3 separate regions of the Homo sapiens genome follow, and regions 2 and 3 are each linked to region 1. The links are chromatin loops, found by intact Hi-C in ENCODE. Cell type or tissue: dorsolateral prefrontal cortex. All regions are shown on one strand. Region 1 overlaps LOC105376218 (a long non-coding RNA gene). Region 2 has its middle 19 kb from the start of C9orf152. Region 3 overlaps SVEP1 (sushi, von Willebrand factor type A, EGF and pentraxin domain containing 1).

Region 1 (8,000 bases):
TTCTTCTAAAGGGGTTCAGAACACGTCACCCCCAAATTTATTGTTTTGCATATTGATTATTTTGAGCTGGAGACACTTGAGAATCAGCAGATACAGAAAATACGCTTTGAACACCTTTTATCTAAAAGCAGGCCATAAAATTTCCCGTGAAAAAGATGCCCTTCTTGTACCAGGAAGAGAAGACCATCTTTATCACTGGAGACTTGGAGTTGACACCAAAATCAATCGTACAAACAAATCTATTATAATAGTCCTTATCTTCCACTAGTCTCTCCCATATATTTCCTAGTCACTGTCCCACATTTACTGCCTTTGGCCCAAGCCTCTTTGTTGTCACATCCTCACAATTTATTGTTGTTTGTTTAAAAAGATATATAACTATTGAGGCCTAATAACTTCTTCAGGTCTTAATTTTCCTTATGAAGACTCCCGTGTACATATGAAAAAAATTAAACTTGTATGTTTTTCTCTTGTTAATATGTCTTCTGTTACTTTAATTCTCAGACCCAGCCACAGAACCTAAGAGGTCTGAAGAAAACTCTCTGTACTTCTCCAATGCAGTGTGTTATGATTTCTATTGTTATCATTTCTGTCTGCTTTGTTTTTGTGATCTCTCTCTTGAGAGTCGCCATAAGCCGAGATAGACACTCCCTAGGAGAGCCCTGATAGGGGGAAAGTTAGCCTCAAGTATGTCAGCCAAGTGAGACTCAGTGAGGTTGTGAAACCAAAATGCATAAAACAGAAGCAATTTATTACTCACCGGTTCCAGAGAGGTTGGGGGTGCCAATGTGAGGCCTATGGGGAAATCTGTAGGTGGTAGCAGGAAGCTCAACCAGTGGGTGGGCAATGAGATGGGGAGGAGGGGAACCTGTGGGGCTATGTCTTTAGGAAGGACCAAAGCCACGGGCACTATCCCTTAGTTTTTCCTGCGGAAGTTGTGGATTGGCTAGTGTAAAGAAAACATGTGTGAATGAGGAACTTATTTTTAGAGCTCTGGTGTTGACCATTAGGTGTTATTGTGCTTGGCAATGGTGGGATGCATTGGGTTTTGGATCAGTGGTATGAGGCATAAGCATGTTATTTTGCAAACAACCTCGCAGGAAGGGGGAGTTTTAACTAGGCCAAAGGTGACGGGGTATGACTGGGATTCAAACAACTTATGTCAGTCCTAAGTGGTTATGGGATTCCTAACAACTTATGAATGCTGAGGCTGCAACTATAATAAACAAACGTGTGACACAGTGCATTTCCACTTTGGAATTTCCCCCGATTCAGTAATGTCCATTGGTCAATAGAATTATCTTACTGTTCTGATCTCAAATTTATTCCACTAAGAACTGATAGGAGATGATAGAATAAAGATGGCATTATAATGTGTTAGATTTTATTGCACTACAATACATTTATGAGAGTGTTTAGGAAACTGAAAGTATATGCTAGAGTTTTTTTTTTTTTCATTTCAGCTGTTTATTTTAATTTATTTTTTTTTATACTTTTAAGTTTTAGGGTACATGTGCACAACGTGCAGGTTAGTTACATATATATACATGTGCCATGTTGGTGTGCTGCACCTATTAACTCGTCATTTAACATTAGGTATATCTCCTAATGCTATCCCTCCGCTCTCCCCGCACCCCACAACAGGCCCCAGTGTGTGATGTTCCCCTTCCTGTGTCCATGTGTTCTCATCGTTCAATTCCCACCTATGAGTGAGAACATGAGGTGTTTGGTTTTTTGTCCTTGTGATAGTTGGCTGAGAATGATGGTTTCCAGCTTCATCCATGTCCCTACAAAGGACATGAACTCATCCTTTTTTATGTCTGCATAGTATTATTCCATGGTGTATATGTGCCACATTTTCTTAATCCAGTCTATCATTGTTGGACATTTGGGTTGGTTCCAAGTCTTTGCTACTGTGAATAGTTCTGCAATAAACATACGTGTGCATGTGTCTTTATAGCAGCATGATTTATAGTCCTTTGATATACCCAGTAATGGGATTGCTGGGTCAAATGGTATTTCTAGTTCTAGATCCCTGAGGAATCGCCACACTGACTTCCATAACGGTTGAACTAGTTTACAGTCCCACCAACAGCATAAAAGTAGTATATGCTAGAGTTTAAGGAACTATTCGATTAGATTAAGGGCTTCATGAAGGATAATGGAGTTAAGATTTTTTTTATTTTAGATTTAAATAATGACAACCACACCAAAGATAAAATCACTATTAGTAACTCATATCCTTTTAGGCATTTTTGTGTGCATATACATAACATATAAACATACATACAATATACACATGCATATCCATTTCTAAAAAAATGGGAAAAATCTTGTATATACTTCTCACCTTTTAAAATTTTTTTAACTTACAAAATATAACTTTAACTTCTACTTGGTATGTTATAGACTTTTCACAAGCCAATGAACATTTAAATAAAATATAATTTTAATTACTGAGTAATATTACATTTTTGATGGTACTGAATTTATATAATACATCTCCACTTGTTGGACATTTAGTTAACTTATTTTTTCTACTGCTTTATTGTTATAAAATATGCTTTGGTGAGACACTTTATCTTAGGATTAGTTCTAAAATGCATTTTATGTACACTATTCTCAACATATTATTAATTGAAAACAAGTTGCAAAATTACTATGACATAGAACGTTGGAAAATGGTACAATTGTTAAATCCAAGCATTCATGAGAACACCAATAAAATATACGTAAAATTCCAGTAATCTACCTGAGAATAAAAAACACAGACATTCATTATTATGAAGGACAAATGAGACATACTACAGAAAAGGAAGAAATTGCTTAAGTAGTGAGAGACTATAATCCAAAAAGACAGGCTGCAAATGAGCAAAAAGATGGAAATAATTGTACCACCTAGAGGCACAGTAGCAAACTTTTGAAGAAATTGAGAGATTTCCTTGGCTAAAACCAAAAGAATATTCCAGAACCACAATAACAGGGAAAGGTAAAATATTTTAAGAATTCATCTAGACAAGAACTCAATTAGAGATCACTATCTGAAACCCCCGAGGTTTCAGCTTTCAGGGGTGTGAGGTCTGAGGTCTGAGTCCTAGGAGATCTGGGAACAGGTGATAGTCAATGTCAAAAACCCCATTTTCTTAGATACAAAAAGGTTTTCTCCTATGCCTACACAAGATACCAAATGAATTCAGAATGTAATTCTCATAGTCCAGGGCAATAAAAAATATATAATTCTAATGGTTACCAGATTGCAGAAGATATTTATTGATGATGTTTGCTGCTAAGCTAACATCTTTCTACAGCACCACATTGTAAGTTTTAGACTATAAGCTGTTCATAGGGTTTTCATACCTAAAGATAACACTGACACCATCACCCACTTTGTAAAGGGAATCAGAGAAATTTCTAATAAACGAGATGCAATTGCTATCACCACTATTTCTTACTAGGAGTTTTCTGTGATAACACAATTGAAAAGTCTCTATAAACTGTCCACGAACAAATGCTAGTATTTATTGGCACCATTTATGGCAGTTGCTCCAGCTTACCCTTCTGCAGGTGGGAGGAGATGGGTAATGCATTTAGTCTTGGGAATTTGGTCTTGATATACCAAGGTAATATCTAATAGGACAAATACAAAACTGTCCAGGAAAAATCCCAAGCTCACACACCTGAGCATTCATACTCACCACAAATAAGGATCTGGGAATAGATGGCACTTGATTTTCTCTTTTGAAGTTCTTCAGAGTTAAGCCACTGGAGGGCAGCAGAGACAGGATTTTAATACACAAACTTCAGTTTCTATTCATTGACCAGTTCATGGATTCATTAGATACGTAAGTGCCCATGAGGTGAAAGGCATTCACCTTTTATGACAGTCATATTGTATGCTTTTTCATTAATTATCTATTAAGAAAGAATATTTGACAGATATTTCTATTTGAATCTCTACTGGATTGAAATCTATATATTTTTTGACAGTACAATTGAGAACTCATAAAATTAGTTTTAAAGCTAGCAAGAAACTTATGGAACACCCATATCTACTATTTCTCTCTTGAACAATGTCATTATCTTTTCTGCTCTATCTCATATATAAAAATGTTAATTGGTTTTCTTTTCTATGTGCTCATTCTCAAAGTTTGGAAAAATATAGAAAAGTAAAAAAATGAAAATAAAATTCAACCCTTAATACTATCATTAGTGTTTCAATACAATGCTTCCTAGTTGAATATGCATAGATGTATGTTTATTTCATTTACATATTTGATCTTAGAATCTATAGAGGTTAAAGTCATAGTATACTAGATTGCCATATCATTATCAATAAATATTTAAAGAAATGTTATTTATGAATAAAGTTGTTTTAGAAATACAGCTGTATACATGTGATACTGAGCAAGCCAAAATATTTTACCCAAGCAAATGCAATTATCTCTCTACTGAACATATTTATTTCTCTAGATTAGTTAATTTGTTATTATTATTCTGCTTCCAAAACAAGAAAAATATATTTAAGTTGATCTTGGAATTGTTTTGTATTTCAGTCCATCATAATGCACTAAAGTAAACAAGAAGAGTAAGTCACACACTCTTCTCCATAAGAAAAATTAAGGCATTACTGATTTAAGTTGGAAATATTTTAATAGTAAATTAGAATTTAAATGTAGTGTTTAAAAAAGAGTATGATTAAGTATGTGCATTTACCATCAAATATTCCAACCCATGTAGTCAAGTGGCAAGGCAAATGAATGCCTCCCTCGTCTTTACACCCTTGCCATTTTGAATGACCTCACTCAGAGAGACAGGAAGAATGCATGGCTCACTCTTCCACTTCCTCATTCAGCCTTTTTTTTACCAAGGTATGCCAAAGTGCTATTTCACATAACGAGGTTTCCAGGGCAAGCAAAGTATATTTCCTGTCCTCAAGGGGTTTACAGTCCAGTAGAAGAGGCAAGGAAATAAATAACTGGCTGTGTTATGTGCTGCAAGGTGGAAAGCATAGGTCACTATGGTCATCTGACTTGGCATTGTTCCTTAGGGAAGGTTTCACTGATAAGATGTTTATGTCAGAAACTAAAGGGTAAAGAAAAGAAGTCAGGTAAAGAGGCCGGGAACGGTGGCTCACGCCTGTAATCCCAGTACTTTGGGAGGCCTCAGGCAGATCACTTGAGGTCAGGAGTTTGAGACCAGCCTGGCCAACATGGTGAAACCCCGTCTCTACTAAAACTACAAAAATTAGCCAGGCATGGTGGTGCATGCCTGTAATCCCAGCTACTTGGGAGGGTGAGGCAGGAGGATCGCTTGAACCTGGAAGGCAGAGGTTGCAGTGAGCCCGAGATTGCACCCCTGCACTCCCACCTGGGTGATAGAGAGAGACTCTGTCTCAAAATAAATAAATAAATAAATAAAAGTTTTTAAAAAAGAAGCCAGGTAAGGAGAGGAGAAAAAAAAATATTTTTGGTGGAGGAAAGAGCATGCAAAGAACTAAGTCTCGAGTGACAGCGAAGTAATTCAGTATGGCTAGACAGTAAGTGTAGAAAGGCAGAGACTAAGAGGGTAAGTAAAAGTGAGACTTTTGTAAAGGGCATTGTAAACCACATTAAGGAGTTAGACCTTTATCCTACAATACAATTGTAACTTTACAAAATTTACTCTGGCTATTATGTGAAAAACGGGTTAGAGTAGAAATTGCTGGATGAAGGGGACCAAGTTGCATCTCTAAGATGATAGATAAATATTATTTTAAAATGACAAGGAAATTATTGATTCATTGCAGAAACTAACATGAAATCTAGACATAGTAGGTGTTTGATATATGCTGAATAAGTGACTAAAAGGATGAATATATTTGTAAACAATGCAACACCTATATTTAGGCTTCCCTGAGGAGGCCATTAGTCCATTGCTATTTCTCCTACCACAGTTTCAGCATCACTTAATACCTCTTATTTATACTTCTGTATCAGTTTCAACGACTTGGAGTCATACACATTGAAAAAATGAGCCACTTAATTTTCCATTACCGCTGTCAAAAACTGGAAGTCTAATTTTTTCTAAATGTATGGTTAAATTTCGTAGAAGGAGAATCTATTTAGTTTATTGGATTATTTTTACTGATATTACTTGCTTAGTCTCCAACTTCCCTTGGAGTGTTTGGGTAATCTAGTCATTTATTAAATGCTGGCTTATCCATGAAACATACACTTCATGGAAATTCATTACATTTTAGAATTCAGATTATAAAACCAGATCTGCATATTAAAAAATTGTTGCATAAACTGTGCACATAGCATATAAAATACTGTTTCCTCAGGCATAATATAGCCACAGGGTCAGAGGGAAAATCAGAAGGGAAATGTCTGATTATAACAAAACATTTATATAGCTCTGTGTTTCTTGAGTACTTCGTCTGCTGTTTATTAAGAAACAAGCTGGGAGGAATGGAAATTCTTCCAACTTATTTTCTTTAAGAAATGTCCATGGAAGTATTTCAAAACTGCCGAGTCTGGAAATGAAATTTTTAAGCATGCCAAAGTGTTATAGGAGCAGATGGTGCTACAGGATTTTTTAAGGATGGAAGGAAATCACATCAAAACAAAAGACAGTAAGACGAGGAAATATTTGAGTCATCTACAGCTAATAATATTTTACTTTGATCATTTTGTATCTGTGATGTTCATTTTAAACTGCTAAAATATGTCTTGTCAATTTTTCTTTTGAATTTAAAGTTGTATTATGTTGTCAAAAAATAGATAGGAATAACAAGTTTAATAAATAGCATTCCTCAAGTAATTTTTAAAGATGCAAATAATAATTTTCACATACAATTATCAAGCACACACAGCATCTCCAGAGCCAGATGGGTTGAGTAAAAATATTAACATTTTCTAAGCCAGAAGTAAACAGTTTATGAAGTTGGAATATTTTGCATTTTATACTTGAATTCATTTGAAATATCTCCATCATTTTAATCACACAAAAATATATTTGAAAAGGCTTTAAAGTAATTGCAAAACCCCTGCTGGGATAGGTGGATGTTGTTGTTCCTGTTTACATATGCAGACGATGGTGATTAATGAGTGAAAATATCACATGGATAAATGAATGTAAGTAATTCTGAATTGCACATGGATTAATTAATGCAGGTCATTATTATGGGTTGGTTAGTGAGAAACATCAGTAGTTAATTCTTTATGGGTGAGAGATGGGAGGGAGATGAATGGGACAGGAGCTAGGAGGATTATCAGGGATGATAACTTCATTTTGGATGTGTTGATTTTGAGATGCCCATGGAAATCTGGATGAATAATCTGTGTTGCAAGTGACTAAACAAACCAAGAGTTTGGAGGGAGGTCTGGGCTGGAAATGAAGATTTATTTGGCATGAATACTTGAAAGTGAATGTGGTCATCTAAAGAGAATGTTTGGAGAATGAAAATCTGAGACCAAAACCAGAAATATCCATAAAAGGAGCTTTAAAATGGTGGAAGGCTTCATCCAGAACCTGGAAGAAGACAAAAAAAGAAAGCAGATTATTATAGTATGAGCCATTTACATTACCTGTCAACATTAGTGGCAAACATTTGCCAAATAAATTTGGTCATGATAGTCTTTACCATCAGTTAAATATAGTCTTTACTAAAACCCTGTTCTTTTCTTCATAATCTTTCAATTAACACTTTAAAGTAGGAATTTTATAGCTACTTTCATGTTTAGCATGAAATCAGGTTGAATGAAGCAGAAACAAGCTATGGAGCTATAGAACATAAAATAAGGTTCAGTTTATAATATAGGTAGCATGCTCTTGGAAAAGCCAAAGATAATGAGGAAACCAAATGACAATGTTGAAACTATACCATGGAAATTCAAGTCACCATGCTGAAGAGAAGAGTGAGAATAGCTTCTAGCTAGCTATCCATACTTATCCTGTGCAGAGTCCTTACTAAAATATCAGTGAAAGCCAGATTATACATCAACACAAAGCAACAAATT
Region 2 (8,000 bases), 430 kb after region 1:
ACTGATAACTCCCCCATCCTGTGTGAATCCACCCCCTGAATTCCTCAAATCCAGGATCATAATTAAGACTTGGAAGCACACAAGCCCCCGAGCCCTGGCTGAGAAATAGGAGAAGGAGGAAAAAGCTGGTCATAGCAAATGCTGTCTTCTGCCAACCCAAACCCCAAATGTTTTTAAGGGGGGGCGAGCTGGCTCTCAAAATCAGTATCAGCCCCAGATCCAGATTAGCACATTTTCTCCCAATGCAGGAACTGCTTCTCTTTACAAGAAGTGCAGGTGTGATGGGCATGGTGGCTCACACCTGTAATCCCAGCACTTTGGGAGGCAGAGGCGGGTGGATCACCTGAAGTCAGGAGTTCAAGAGCAGCCTAGCAAACATGGTGAAACCCCGTCTCTACTAAAAATATGAAATTAGCCGGGTATGGTGGTGTGTGCCTGTAATCCCAGCTACTCAGGAGGCTAAGGCAAGAAAATAGCTTGAACCTGAGAGGTGGAGGTTGCAGTGGGCCAAGATCTTGCCACTGCACTCCAGTCTGGGCAACAGAGCAGGACTCCACCACCAAAAAAAAAAAAAAAAAAAAGGGAAATGCAGGTGCTCTCGTGGTGGGAGGGTTCTAAGAGCGAGACCTGTCTCTCTCTTGCCATGGGTCCCTTTCTCTGCCAGCTTCAGATTGCACTTGCTGGATTCTCCCCCAAGACTGGAGCCTTGCTCTCCTTTTAAAGCACTGTTCATGATACCAGTGGCTGCATTCACAACCTGAGGGCTGTGGGGATGCCCCCCACAAATCCCAGTATCCTCTCTGCTGAGCATTGCCACAAATTAACAAGATCAATGAGAAGACCCCTGACCAGTCAGGTACCACTACCAGTCCCCAAAGGGTGCGTGTGCAGAGGAAATTCCAAACAAGTGTGTACTATGGCAAAACCCTGATGAGTCCAGCCAGTCTTAGATGGCCTACAAGGCCTCTTTTTGTTTCTCTAGCCTCAGGCCCAGACCAAGGTGGCCCTATCTTCTGAGACGGTGTTTCTCAACATTGATTGCATAAGAGAATCATCAGGAAGCTTGGAAAATATTCAATTAAATGACAATCTCTGAAGTAGGGCTTGAGCACTGGCATTGTTTCTGTTGATCAAGGCATAAACCATGTAAAGTGTGGGAAGTGTGTTAATCTTGAGTATAGCTTATGTGTTAATTATTATGTATTATATATGTATTAGTCCATTTTCATACTGCTATGAAGAAATACCCAAGAGTGGGTAATTTATAAAGAGAAAGAGGTTTAATAGACTTATAGTACCATATGGCTGGGAAAGTCTCACAATCATGGCAGAAGGTAAAGGAAGAACAAAGGCACGTCTTACATGGCAGCAGGCAAGACAGCAAGTGGAGGGGAACTGCCCTTTATAAAACCATCAGATGTCGTGAGACTTACTCACTATCATGAGAACAGCACAAGAAAAACCCACCCCCATGATTCAATTACCTCCCACTGGCTCACTTCCATGACACGTGGGGATTATGGGAGCTACAATTCAAGATGAGATTTGGGGCTGGGCATGGTGGCTCACAGGTGTAATCCCAGCACTTTGGGAGGCCAAGGCAGGCAGATCACTTGAGGTCAGGAGTTCAAGACCAGCCTGGCCAACATGGTGAAACCCTCTCTCTACTAAAAATACAAAAATTAGCCAGGCGTGGTGGCCTGTACCTGTAGTCCTAGCTACTCGGGAGGCTGAGGCAGGATAATCGCTTGAACCCAGGAGGCGGAGGTTGCAGTGAACCGAGATCACGCCACTGCACTCCAGCCTGGGCAACAGAGTGATACAGTAAGACTCCATCTAAAAAAAAAAAAAAAGTTGACATTTGGGTGAGGACACAGTCAAACCATATCTGTATCTATATCTACATCTATATCTGCTTATTTTCACAGATACAGATACATACACACACAGATCAAGATATACATTTTGAGCATTCTAGAAAGTCGCCTTCAGTCTCTTCCCAATAATTAACTACAATTTATTTTTCCATTCTCCTGTTTCTACTTTTTTGCTATATGCATACAGTAAGCATTGTTCATTTTACACATCCTTTCGTGGACATTTGCTTCCATTTCTCTTTAAACCTCCCCACCCCTCTTTTTTTACAGATGCCTGTCTGGGTGAGCTGGTTTCAAGCATGGGTATTTTTTGAAAGCTCCCTCTGGTGATTCTAGAATTCTAAGATTCAGCATTGAGACCCACTGCCTTAGGACCACACTGATTATAAACTGAGGCACAAATGTGCTCAATGGATAGAGGCTTCTCTGTGAGGCTGAGTACAGAACTTGTGGGAATCTTCATGTCTCTCCTCCTTTGGGTGCCACTCTTATATTCCACTTGAGTTCCCATGGTGGGGAGAAGGGGTTGGGGAGGGTCCTATGGGGGAGGCAGCCCCATGCGTATTTTATCACACCAGCTCTGTGAGTAGAAGGCAAGGAAGTCACCCAGATGAGTCTTTGAAAAAGACTGTAGGCCAGAAGACCCTTTTTGTTCCTCCTACCAACAGGTAGGCCCTGCCGTATCCTTGAGAACCATCTCAGAGGACCCTCTTTTGGGATGCAGCTTCCTCATCCCAAAGCTTTGGAAAACCCTGAGCTTCCCCACTAGGGCTGACCTGTCTGCCTTTCATCATTACATAGAACCAGAAGTGTGCTGATGACTTCATGTCTTGGAGTTTCTCTAATTTCAGCATTATTCTTGAGATGGACTGGAAGTCATATGAAGACCAGAGAGAATGCAGTGATTACAACGAGGCAGGCTTCAGGGCAAGGGCCTGGAATGATTTGGGCAAGAAACTCCTGGAAAACCTCTCTCAGGTATTTAGCCAGAGGTGAGGAGGGTGGGCAAAGAGTTATTTTCAGGGTATTTTTCAGACACTTTAAAAATTTTAGGGTGGTTAATTTAAGAGTGATTTTGAATCCCAGCAAATCTCCTATGTCTCACTCAGGGGCTCTAAAGTGTGTTCTGCAGGCCAGCAGCATCGGCGTCACCTGGAAACATGTCCAAAATGAAAATTATTTGGCCCCACCCAGACCTGTTGACTCAGAAACTCAAGAGGTGAGGGCCAGCAGTCCGTTTTAGCGAGGCTTCCATAGGATTCTGATGCACACTCAACTTTGAAAACCACCATTTGTGGTAGAGTCTACCCCCTGCCTTAATGGGTGATCAGTATGGAGAAGTCACATTTGGTAGATTTTCCCTTGTAAACATTTCTTCTTTTTTGAGTTTAAAAAAAAAAAAAAAAAAAAAACAATCCGCCTTAGTGTCCCAAGCGTTTGGACAGAGACACAGAGAATTGCTTACTAGCTTTGGGGAGATTATGACATTTTTGCAAGATAAGTAACTTTTAGCTCCATTTTCCTATCCAGTCTACAGAATGTCCATTCTGTTAATCTCTGCTGATGGGGGAAAGGAGGTGGCAGGGTAAAAGTTTCACTCCCTACCTATCCCCATAGGAAGGGCACAGAACGTCTCACCCTTTGCTGCACTAGCCTCCAGGCCCAGGGCTGTGAAGCACGCCTTGTGTTTGCTTGCTGAGTTCCAGCTGGAGTGCTTGATGAGGAAGTAAACAGAGTTTATGCACAAAGAGAGAACATGTACTCAGTGTCTCCACATGCCAGACTCTGGTACAGAAGCAACAGATACAGAGGAAGTCACGAGCTTTGTTCTTAAGGAGGCTAAGTAACAAAAATTTAACCACTTGGAACAGGTGCAACTTCTGGGATATGTCTGAGTCAGTTCAGGCTGCCATAATTGAATACCGTAGACTGGGTGGCTTATAAACAGCAGAAATCTGTTTCTGAAAGTTCTAGAGGCTGGGAAGTGTAAGATCAATGCACTGGTAAACTCAGCATCTAATGGGGGCCTGCTTCCTGTTCATAGACGGCCATCTTCTGGCTGTGTCCTCACATGGTGGAAGGATCAAGAGATCTCTCTGGGGTCGCTTTTTTATTTTCTTTTTTTTCCCTGAGGTCTCTTTTATAAGAACACCAGTACCATTCATGAGGTCTCCATCCTCATGACCCAATCACCTCCCAAATACCCCATCTCCTAATATCACCAGATTGGGGTTCAGGATTTCAACATATGAATTTTGGAGTATGCAAACATTTACTCCATAACAGGAGATAATTAATTATAAACAACTTCATTTTTACCTTCCAAGGCCTTGGATGAAATTCATGGCTGGGTGTGTCACTCATAGGAATGAAAACCACTCGTTTCAGTTCAGAACTTAGTAAGTCCTGCCCAGCACAAGTTTAAAAACAAAAAAGCCCTCCAACTTCTTTCTCAGGAGCTCTGGGCTGGACGTCTGCAGTGAGGAAGGACGGGAAGCTTGGTTAACTGCTCTCCAAACTTGAGCTTCTAGCTCTCATCCCAAGTTACTTAGGGAAGTTTCATCCTCTCCAGGGTTGGGAGTGTACAATAACTGGGAGGGAGGTGGGTAAGACCTTACTTGAGTAATACTGTCATGAGATGCACGGGGAAGGAATTAAATGCTGACACTTTTTCTTTCCTCATTTTGGAAATTCACCCTCTAATGGATGGGATCCTCCCTGGACATGGGAGGAGGCATCTCTGCTTTTCCTGGTTGCTTAGAATCCATCTGCAGCTCCTCGGCATGCAGGAGTCAACCACCAGCTTGGTTTTGCTCTTGCTCCACACCTCACCCCTCCAAGGCAGTGGTTGTAATCAGGATCTAAGAAAATCTTAACACCATCTGTCTTAAATGCGAAGCCCCTCTCTGCTTCATGGGTCACACACATACTTTGTGCTCACAAACTCAGGAGAGGAGGCCAACCTCATGCAGCCATTAGGGACACCGTCAGCTATGACCTGGAGCCCTTTGGAGTTCTCAGGTGTGTCATGTTCTCCAGTTTACAAGGAACAAATAAAAGCTGCTTGAGGGGCCCTTTTGAAAACCTCTTTCCCACAGCTTGAAATGAGGCAGGCATCCCCTACTACCCCCTCTTTATGGGGATAGGACTCTCAGCTGACTGACAGTTCTCTCCAACAACCTTCTTCTAATTGCCAACCGCTGATGCGGCTGAGCTTGAAAGTTATGTATGAAGTTAAACAGAAAATTACCATATGACCTCACAATTCCATTCCTAGGTATACACCCAAAAGAATGGAAAAAAGGGACTAAAATAAGTACATGTACACCCATGTTTTCAGCACTGCTCACAATAGCCAAACAGTGGAAACAACCCAAGTGCCCACCAACAGAGTATGGAGAAACAAAATGTGGTCTATCCATATGATAGATTATTATTCAGCCATCAAAAGGAATGAAGTACTGATTCATGTTACAACACGGCTGAACCTTGAAAGCATTATACTAGGAGAAAGAAGCTCATTCACAAAAGGGCACATATTGTATGATTCTATTTATGTGCAATGTGCACAATAGGCAAATTCATAGACAGAAAGCAGCTTAGTGGTTGCCAGAAGCTGGAAGTGAGGGGAATGGGGAGTGACCATTTACAGGACACAGCACAGGATTTCCGTTTGGGATAATAAAAAGGTTTTGGAACTAGAGGTGGTGGTTGTATAACATTGTGAATGTACTGAATTATCTGCTTTACAATGGTTAATGTTATGTGAATTTCCTCTTAATAATTTATTACTTTTGTTTGTTTTTTTTTGAGACAGAGTCTTGCTCTGTTGCCCAGGCTGGAGTACAATGGCATCATCTCCATTGACTGCAACCTCAGCCTCCTCAGTTCAAGCAATTCTCCTGCCTCAGCCTCTCAAGTAGCTGGGATTACAGGTGCCCACCAATGCATCCAGCTAATTTTTGTATTTTTAGTAGAGATGTTTCACCATGTTGGACAGGCTGGTCTCAAACTCCTGACCTCAGGTGATCCACCCACCTCGGCCTCCTAAAGTGCTGGGATTACAGGTGTGAGCCACCGCCCCTGGCCAAGTTATTACTTTTTGTAAAGTTATGTATGATTGCCCTCTGGCTCCCCTCTGACCTTTCTGCCTGAATCTTTCTGTCTCATCCACATGGCTCTGTCCCAGGTGCTCATCCCATTTTTTGTCTGCATTCCTCCTTGGCGAGGTGGTCCATGGCATCACCTCTCACATCTATGCAGGTGATTCCCTGGGGAATATCCTGCCCTGCTCACTCTCTTGAAACCCGGGACCCATTTTAAATGGGCTTCTGGAATGCTATGCTTTAATGTGAACCCCTTGCACCAAATTCACTCCCACATTTTTGCTCCCCAAACTTATTCTTCTCCACTTTTGATGTAGGCTCAGATGGAACTGGATTAAGCATACCAATGATAAAGCTTCCAAGGAGGGGTCTGATGTCAGAGGATGATTCATACTTGCCTCAACCTGCCCAGTGCTCACTTTCCTCTGTCTGCCTGGAGTGAGCTTTGTGCTGTGGCACCTCAAACACAGGTAGAAAAGATAATCTGAATTCTCTTTGGGGATGTTTATGGAGTCCAGAGAGTTACGGTAGAAAACCCTCATCATACCCTTATAATGAGCCTGTACCTTTCCAGTGTACCAGACTGATGGCCAAGGACCAAGTAAATCACTTAATGGTTTGGGTGACATTATATGAGTATGCAGGTGTATCTAGAAGAATATGTGCATTAATTACACATTAATTACCTTAAGTGTTATACTTAAGGTGCTGAGTTTATACTCAGACAGCTTTATTACAGGTAAAGGGTACAATACTGCAACCGCAGGAGAGAGAAGAGTATCAAAAGGGATCTGCAGCTCTCAGGCACAGGCTTCTTTGTCTTCCCATTGCTGAGTCACACAAGACATGCTTGGTTTCTAGGTCTCAGACACCATCAGCGTTCACACAGAGAATATGAGAACTGGAAACCCAGGTCTACTTGCAGGGAGGGTCTCTTCTAGTGAGCTGGTCCCCTAGGCCATTCCAGCTACATGGCCAGCCTTAAAGGTCAACCCAGGCTCCACCAACATCAGATGCATATAATAATTATTATGATTACTAAACATTGCAGGTAGACTGGTACATCCTTTCGGGAAACTACTCAGGAACTCATGGTTAAAACACATTATTTCTCTTTAGTGAATGCATTCCATAGTTTTAGCTAAGGTCACTACCATGCAGCAGGTAGCTCTGGAGATAAGCACGCAATCAATCCAGACCAGCTGAAATGAACCCAGACTAAACCACATGGCAAACGTGTTCGACAGCCACAGCCATTTTCTTCAGGTCAGTCTGCAAGGCTTGCAAACTCAGAATTAGAGAAACTGCCACAAGTACAAACACCCGCATGACCCTGAGAGGCTCTGAAAAGCCCTCCTTAGCTGCCCTGGAGTGAGACATAGGTAACGTGGCTAAGGGACATCTGAACATAGTCACTTTATTTTTACAGTATTTCTGTGTGTCTGTGATGGAGCCTTCTTAAGCGCAAGAACACTGCTCCCATGAGATGCAGGATTTGTGGATTGTGAGCATTCAGATGATAATGCTGTCTCGTGTGCATATAGAGGATCTCCTGAGCAACCCAGAGGCCTTTCCAGGATTAATGGAAAGTTCCCCTGTGTTTCTCCCATCTGTCCTTGGAGCTATTCTCCTCATAGCTTTTGCTGTTTTAACTACGGGAAGGAATAAACTAGGTGCGGACTGAATAATGAGGGAGGATGTGCACCCTTAATCAGTTTCTAACAGCTTATGCTTTGGGCTTAGTTTGAGTTGTTCTTTTGCCAGCATCTACAGTAGCAGCAGGAACCCTGGCATGGCTGTTTCCTAATCTTCAGAAGTTGGTCAGCTGTCTGTCCCAATCAAGGCAAGGAAGCTACAGCTACTGGTTCAGGGAATGGAACCACCTGTATTTTCAGTAAATGCTTTACCGCACCTTACAGTTTCCTAAGGCTGGACCATGCCCATGACAACAAGGTTGTGGAGGTAACAGAGCAACAGGGTGGAAAGAGCTTGAGCCTCTAAATGACTGCTTAGAACA
Region 3 (8,000 bases), 200 kb after region 1:
ACTTTCCCAATGAGCGCCTACCTTTGCAGCCAGAAAAATTATGTATATTGTTGTTAGGAATTGCTGTTTCAAACTATTATTGCTTAAATGCTTATTAAATGTATGTTCTGGTCTAATGTCCAATGTGTCTCTGGGCCCTCATGCATTTCCCTTCACGAGGTTTTCTCTTGCGATTTTAACAGGTTTCTTAACTATAGTGGAATTCTTTTGCTGTGAGACTTTGCATGGTTGTGTGAAAGCCACTTATTATTCCACCAAAACTGTCTGTTTCTAGAACCTATAAAATGTAAGGCTCCAGGAAATCCGGAAAATGGCCACTCCTCAGGTGAGATTTATACAGTAGGTGCCGAAGTCACATTTTCGTGTCAGGAAGGATACCAGTTGATGGGAGTAACCAAAATCACATGTTTGGAGTCTGGAGAATGGAATCATCTAATACCATATTGTAAAGGTATGTTTAGTAAATTTACCACGTTTCTTATGTTTGGCAATCCTAGAAAGGTAAGGCGTAGACATATGAAGTGTTATGTTGTATCAATGTTCTTTGTATTTGAACTGAGGTATTAGGCTCATGTTTAAACATGACCCCACACACACACACCAAAAAAAAAAAAAAAGAAAACAAACAAACAAAAAAAGATCTTGAGCTGCCCCTTGAAATTTCAAAGATTTTTGCACACAGTCTCAAAAAAGTCACGTGTTTGTTTTTCCTTTGTTAAGCTGTTTCATGTGGTAAACCGGCTATTCCAGAAAATGGTTGCATTGAGGAGTTAGCATTTACTTTTGGCAGCAAAGTGACATATAGGTAAGTATCTAAGATTAAAACTATATTGTAGAAGATGTTGATGGCATACTGGTAGTGATATAACACTGAAAGAAAGGGGGTGGGAAAATAATTGCAGAGGACATTTTTGAATTAATATGTAATTAATCGAATGATACATAGTGTGAACAAATCTTAATCCAATAATTTAATGGTAGTTATATCTAGAATCCTTAAATCCCCTGACCAATAATCTATCATTACCTCCAGTGCCCCCTTGAGGCACCCTGAGAGTGGATGCTCCTAGCTAATGAATACTCTTGATGTCTCAGAAACAGACTAGACCACACCACTCTCAAGCCAAGGATTCCCTGTTTGTAGTTACTAATCCATGACACAAACTGAAGGCAAGCCAAATTCTTAAATCTATCCTACTTCCCTATGGGGAAGATATACAGTATTCAATCTTGAAAAAAAAAATTAATTTAAAAGCATTATTTCAGTAGGAAAAAAAATCAACTTTTCCAATATGTATAAATTCTTAATATTTTTAGAGGTTTTTGGCACAGATAACGGCATGCAAAATAAAGCAAATTATATCCTGTAATTTTCCTCTATCTTCTTTAGGTGTAATAAAGGATATACTCTGGCCGGTGATAAAGAATCATCCTGTCTTGCTAACAGTTCTTGGAGTCATTCCCCTCCTGTGTGTGAACCAGTGAAGTGTTCTAGTCCGGAAAATATAAATAATGGAAAATATATTTTGAGTGGGCTTACCTACCTTTCTACTGCATCATATTCATGCGATACAGGATACAGGTAACATTTGTAGACACCAACCAAGCTTTCTACAATACTGTGTTACTCGCTCCCTATTTTATTTTAATTTTTTTGAGACATGGTCTCACTGTGACACTCAGGCTAGAGTGCAGTGGCGCAATCTCAGCTCACTGCAATCTCTGCCTCCCAGGCTCAAGCGATCCTCCCACTTCAGCCTCCTGAGTGCAGGGACTACAGGTGTGCGTCACTATGCCCAGCTAATTTTTGTATTTTGTACAGATGTGGGTTTCGCCATTTTGTCCAGACTAGTCTCGAACTCTTGAGCTCAAGCAATCCACCTGCCTCAACCTCCCAAAGTGCTGGAATTACAGGTGTGAGCCACCGTGCCTGTATTCTTTACTCAATAGGTTTCATTTGTACGTGACTGGCTGACTCTAAAAACAAATTTATAAATATGAGGATGTTCTCAAATCTGTATGCTTCCCGAGGCCTACCTAGCTAATGGTAAATGCCCAAGAAAATATTCTATCTAACTATGACTCTGAGAGTCCTAGTTCAATTGCTGTAAGCATTCAGACTTTAAACATGAAAGCAAAAATAGTTTATGAAGCATAAACAGAATACCCGATAAATGCTTTTGTGATGGATTTCTTTATAAACAGCTTACCAAACGTACTCAACATTGCATGGAATGTTATGAAAAAGCATGTCAAGATAAGGGGCTAGGTTCTTAACACTGTAGGAGATTAATGGTGTGTGTGTGTGTGTGTGTGTGTGTGTGTTTAAACAGAGGGGACAGTGGAGAAAGTCAGACTGTGATCAGAAACATGATCAACAGGATCTGAAGTGGAACAGATCGAGTGAAGAGAAAGTGGAGTGAATTAAAGCATGCTATCAGAATCAAGTTGAGAAGAAAGGCAGATAAGCCATGGCATAGGGATGTGAGGTTTAAGTCAAAGGAAGACCAGAGGTCAGAGTCAGGGGCAGCATGGTTCAAATGCCCAGGCTCATGGCCTGGACAGTTCCCTTTGACCTTAGTTGCCCTGATTTCCTGGCTACTTAGGTGAGTGTCTTTCTTCCTGCTGGATTCTAACCAGTCTAATGAACCCCTTCTCATCCAAGTAATCTGCTCTTCACAGGTCTGGAGTGCCTTACACCACTGCCCATAAGCAGATTCAATATTTTACTATGCACCAAGTGATTACTGTTGTTATATTGTTTTCACCCATTCATTGTTTCAAATGGTGTATAGCTTGTTTAGATTTCTCTTGCTTTCATATAAAGCAATCTAATATGAAGAAATGCTATTTTTGTGTACTCAAATTCCTCAAATGTCCCTTATTTTCTCCAGAGTTCTTCCTGTTTTATCTCCATAGCAGCAAATCCATAGCCAATGAAAGAGTAACATCATTCTTTCCCGCAGCTTACAGGGCCCTTCCATTATTGAATGCACGGCTTCTGGCATCTGGGACAGAGCGCCACCTGCCTGTCACCTCGTCTTCTGTGGAGAACCACCTGCCATCAAAGATGCTGTCATTACGGGGAATAACTTCACTTTCAGGAACACCGTCACTTACACTTGCAAAGAAGGGTGAGTAGGGCCTGTGAAGGAAAGGATCATTGAGAGCCAAGGAAGTGGATGCTCCTGACTGCAGAGATGGGCTCCATTGGACACGAAATTTAATTTCCTGGCAGCCAAAGACAAAGAGAGCCTTATGCTTTTATTTCCTACCTGCAGAGACGGAGTATATTCTCCTGTGGAAATAATATTTTCCTGGAATTTGAGTAGTATATCAAATTAGACCCTCAATAATGGACATTGGGCAATGCAGTGAAAAAATATCTTCATATTATACTTTTTTTTTTTTTTTTTTTTTTTGAGACAGAGTCTTGCTCTATCACCTTGCCCAGGCTGGAGTGCATTGGTATGAACTTGGCTTACTGCAATCTCCACCTCCCAGGTGCAAGCAATTCTCATGCCTCAGCCTCCCAAGTAGCTGGGACTACAGGCGCCTGCCACCACACCCGGCTACTTTTTGTATTTTTAGTAGAGACAGGGTTTCACCATGTTGCCCAGGCTAGTCTTGAACTCCTGACCTCAGGTGATCCACTTGCCTCAGCCTGAGATTACAGACATGAGCCACTGCACCCAGCCTTATATTGTACTACTAAGATGCAAAAAGTACCTTTAAGTGAGCGTTCGTGTATTTATATTCTGCAAAACCAAAGGCAAGACTTAAGTCATAACATAAAGATGACATATCTACAGGGAGGAAAAAAGATAATAAAGTTCAGGTTTTTACATTTCTAAGGATCTTATTTAATTCAGAGATCACCTCTGGAAACCAGGTAACAAATTACGAAGGGCTTTCAGACTCATTGTCTCATTTGATCTTAGCAAAAGCCCTGTGAGGGACAGTGAAGGGAAAGACTCCCTTTGGGATGATCAGTTTAGGGTCTCAATGCAACCAATAAAGTATGGAGGGGTGGCTAAATCTCAGGTCATCTGAGTTTCATTTCATTGCAATCATTGTTTTTTCTCTATGCATCCTCAATAAATATTTTCATCAATAGGGCTTTCACACTCCAGATTTACTACAGTTGTTCTTCACAAGCTGACACAGCAGAAAAGTTGCCATTTTCTGGATTTGTATCTCAACTCTGTTGTTCACTAACTGTGGGGCCTTAGGGAAATAGTGTGACCGCTCTGCCTTGATGGTCCTCCTGCATAAAATGAGTTCATACTTATGGATATTGTGAGAAATAAAATGATATAATACATGGCCTAACCAGAAAAAAAAAATCAATGAACCCAACAAACTTAGCCATTATTATGATGATTGGTGCAGTTTCTGTATTTTCATGGAAGTTGGATTTTACTTCACAGGAGTAGAAAACCATTCCACTAATACATGACTGCCAGCAGGTGGCAACAATATTTTCTTGCGAAAAGATAATAAGAGTTAAAGACTTGCATAAATAACTGAAGCCCAAATCTTAACATCTTCTTAAGTGAACAAGGAATCTTTAATATTAAAATGTCAATGCAGGAATGGCTTTTGATTGTCCCATCTATCCCCTGTGGACTCACTCACATAAGAAACTACCCCTAATGAACTGATAGGACTATTTAAAATTAGTCATTTAAATGTTTGTGAAATCTTAGCAAATATACATGTTCCAAACAATATCTAGATATTGACTATTGCTGGGGCTTTTTCTGATTTAAAAAGTAATGCATGATCACCATATACAACTAGAAAACACAAAATCTATATTTAAAAGTCATCCATGATTTTATTACCCAAAGACAAATATTGGTAATATTTTACTTCATTTCTTCCTAGAATTTTGTCTTTGCATGTATATTTGAATATTAAAGATGATGCTACATGTACAGATTTATACCTTTTCCTCTTCACAAATCATACACATCCTCACAAATTGTTCACTTAGAAGATATAGTAAGATGAGTTTTATGTCTGCCTAACGTTTATCTAAAAGTGATTTAAAGAATCAATTAAGACAATTATGAAAACGATTAAAAAATCTATTCATTTGAAGAGGATTTTTTATTTAGAGGAATTCTATGTGAATCATCTCATGTACTTCCTTCTACAAAGATGGAGTTTGGCAGAAGAAGTATTATTCCCACTTTATAGCTAAGACATGAAGGTGTTGGGCCACATTCTCTTACAGGCCCATTTGTTCTATGCAAGATCATAGTCTGTGGAAACTTTTTCTGTCATTGAAAAGATTGAATCAGATCTGCCCATCTAAATTATGTAATTGTTAAAGGGTATGAGACCATTTTTATAAAAGTGTGTTATATATATGAAGTATGATGTAAATATGGCTTTATTGTTTTCTGTATCATTATTAGCATATAAAGTGATGACATTTCAATAATATATGGGGAAGCTATCTGAGCTAGCTAATCAAATTAATATGAAGTACACATAGTCCCAAATCACTACCACGTGTAGTCTTTTTCTGAAAGGAAAAAAAAATAACTGTTAGGAGACAGTTTTATTTTTCTGAAATTAAAACTCTTGATGAGAAGAAAAATGATGCCCCTTTAATATGCATTTTGCCCTTTTAGGGGTGCTCTGAAAGTGGCCAGACTGGAAGGAAAGCCTCTCTCTTGTTCATTTCTTCTGGCCAAATTTTTAACAAAACATTTGAAATAAATAGAAATGCAAAAATTAGGCTGGACGTGGTGGCTCACGCCTGTAATCCCAACACTTTGGGAGGCCAAGGCAGGTGGATCACTTGAGGTCAGGAGTTCAAGACCAGCCTGACCAACATGGTGAAACCCTGTCTCCACTAGAAAGACAAAATTAGCTGGGTGTGGTGGTGCATGCCTATAATCCCAGCTACTCGGGAGGCTGAGGCGGGAGACTTGCTTGAACCTCAGAGGCGGAGGTTGCAGTGAGCTGAGATCGCGCCATTGCACTCCAGCCTAGGCAACAAGAGCGAAACTCTGTCTAAAAACAAAACAAAACAAAAATGCCAAAAAATAAAATTCTCTCTATTTAAAATCACCCATGTATCCATTGCTGAAATAAAAGTGCATGTTAAATTCTTGTCATCATTACCTTAGATCTCTATTTATAAAAGAAACACAATATTACAGATATAATTAGAAGCCATTCTCATCACTCATCTATGCTCCTCAAAGTAACAAACATGGATATTTGTCTTTATTAAATACATATTCCCCCATAAACAAATATCCTATTAATTTATATATTTTAATTTTTGTATCTGTTGCTTCATATTCTAAGCATCCTTTTGAAGCTTTGATTTTTCACTTAACCTTATTTTTTTTACATTTATCCCTCTCAATACATGTAAATCAACTGAATTTATTTTCACTGATAGACAGTATTTTCTTGTCAGAACGAGCTATCTCTAAATTACCATCTTACTGGTAGAGGGTTAATTTATTTACTTCGTTTGAATACAAGTGCTGAAGTAAATATTCTTGCATGTTTCCTGGCACACATGTAAAAGAACATCTCTGACCTAGACACGAAGAGTTGGAATTGTCCAGTCATGGAAGATGCACATTTTTAACTTTGCAAGATAGTACCAAATGCTCCCAGGAGTGACCATACCAGTTAACACTCTAAACAATAATATGTGAGATAGCTTCCCTAGCTCCACAACTTTGCCTACAATAGTGTTTATCACAGTTGATTCTTCTTTCCAATTTCATCATTGTTTAAGGTTTTCCCATTGTTTCTTCCCAGAAATTACTTTAAGACTATAAACACTTCTCAAATTGTAGTTTAACTGGGTATACAACCTTCCAAAGGGTTATTGAAAGTGCATATTTCTTATTCTAGGGATGAATTGTTTGTGTCTCTTTCCCATTTTGTTTTTCATATTGACTTATATTTTCAGGAAACCAATCCCTTTTTTATTACATGAGTTGCAAAGATATTCTGCTTATCTGTGGCTTCGTTTTTACTCTATGGTGCCTTTTGTTATAGAATTTTTTATTTTAATATACCCATATTTATCAGTTGTTTCCTTTAGAGTCCTTTAGGGATTTTTTTTGTCAGGCTTAAGACATTTTTCCATATCCTAAGATCATACTTAATGTTTCTGCCTTCTTCCTGAACAACTTGAAGACTTTAGAAAGCATTAACTTCTGTCAGCACTCCCATCTTAAATGTCTTATCACTATGTACCTTTTTACTTCCCTTTTATCTTACAGCTTTCCAAATCAGTCATTTTTTAACTGCAGTCACTGCTTATGTATATTTATTTACATGTCTATTAATTTTTTCACCACTATTTCTTTTTGCATCACACTCCTTCCATTTGAGTTTCATGTTTCTACTTCCTGAAGATGTTCTTTGCATCTTTTCCAGCAAGAGTCATGAATTACACAGTCTTGGTCAGAAACTAATAGTATTTTGCCCTTGCTCTTGAATTGTAGTTTAGCTGAATATACAAATCTACATTGACAATTTTTCTTTTTTTTTTCTTTTTTTTTTTTTTTACTTTATTTTTTTATTTTTTTATTTTTTTTTTATTATTATTATTTTTTATTATACTCTAAGTTTTAGGGTACACGTGCACATTGTGCAGGTTAGTTACATATGTATACATGTGCCATGCTGGTGCGCTGCACCCACTAATGTGTCATCTAGCATTAGGTATATCTCCCAATGCTATCCCTCCCCGCTCCCCCGACCCCACCACAGTCCCCAGAGTGTGATATTCCCCTTCCTGTGTCCATGTGATCTCATTGTTCAATTCCCACCTATGAGTGAGAATATGCGGTGTTTGGTTTTTTGTTCTTGCGATAGTTTACTGAGAATGATGGTTTCCAATTTCATCCATGTCCCTACAAAGGATATGAACTCATCATTTTTTATGGCTGCATAGTATTCCATGGTGTATATGTGCCACATTTTCTTAATCCAGTCTATCATTGTTGGAC

Evidence for each region. Hi-C counts contacts between places; a loop is a spot of excess contacts. Peaks named below come from ENCODE experiments on the same cell type or tissue, not always from the same donor. Only the 100,000 strongest peaks of a DNase experiment are listed, where the experiment ranks them.
Region 2: a loop joins it to region 1, with 7 times the contacts of the local background. A loop is called at or near these places in 59 of 110 quality-filtered maps.
Region 3: it touches region 1 in a loop (6-fold over the local background); 24 of 110 quality-filtered maps call a loop at or near these places.

Annotation. Positions count from the first base shown.
Region 1 is chr9:110,619,413-110,627,412 of GRCh38, reverse strand. LOC105376218 (a long non-coding RNA gene) reads right to left here. Exons shown (of 3, transcript XR_007061731.1): 3 at 2,271-7,512. Among named protein-coding and RNA genes, the nearest start is that of SVEP1, 44 kb to the right of the region's middle. RefSeq lists enhancers at 857-1,026, 6,124-6,293, 6,965-7,134. In dorsolateral prefrontal cortex, CTCF peaks have their summits at 3,568 and 3,772 (motif pointing right); a DNase peak (open chromatin) is centred at 3,763.
Region 2 is chr9:110,184,823-110,192,822 of GRCh38, reverse strand. No RefSeq gene overlaps it. Among named protein-coding and RNA genes, the nearest start is that of C9orf152, 19 kb to the left of the region's middle. In dorsolateral prefrontal cortex, no CTCF peak of the experiment used is centred here; a DNase peak (open chromatin) is centred at 3,566; H3K27ac peaks cover 934 bases.
Region 3 is chr9:110,422,725-110,430,724 of GRCh38, reverse strand. It overlaps SVEP1 (sushi, von Willebrand factor type A, EGF and pentraxin domain containing 1), which reads left to right. Exons shown (of 48, transcript NM_153366.4): 33 at 275-451; 34 at 721-805; 35 at 1,391-1,582; 36 at 2,967-3,134. Among named protein-coding and RNA genes, the nearest start is that of TXNDC8, 89 kb to the right of the region's middle. In dorsolateral prefrontal cortex, CTCF peaks have their summits at 2,817, 3,019 and 4,493 (motif pointing right); a DNase peak (open chromatin) is centred at 3,014; H3K27ac peaks cover 3,178 bases.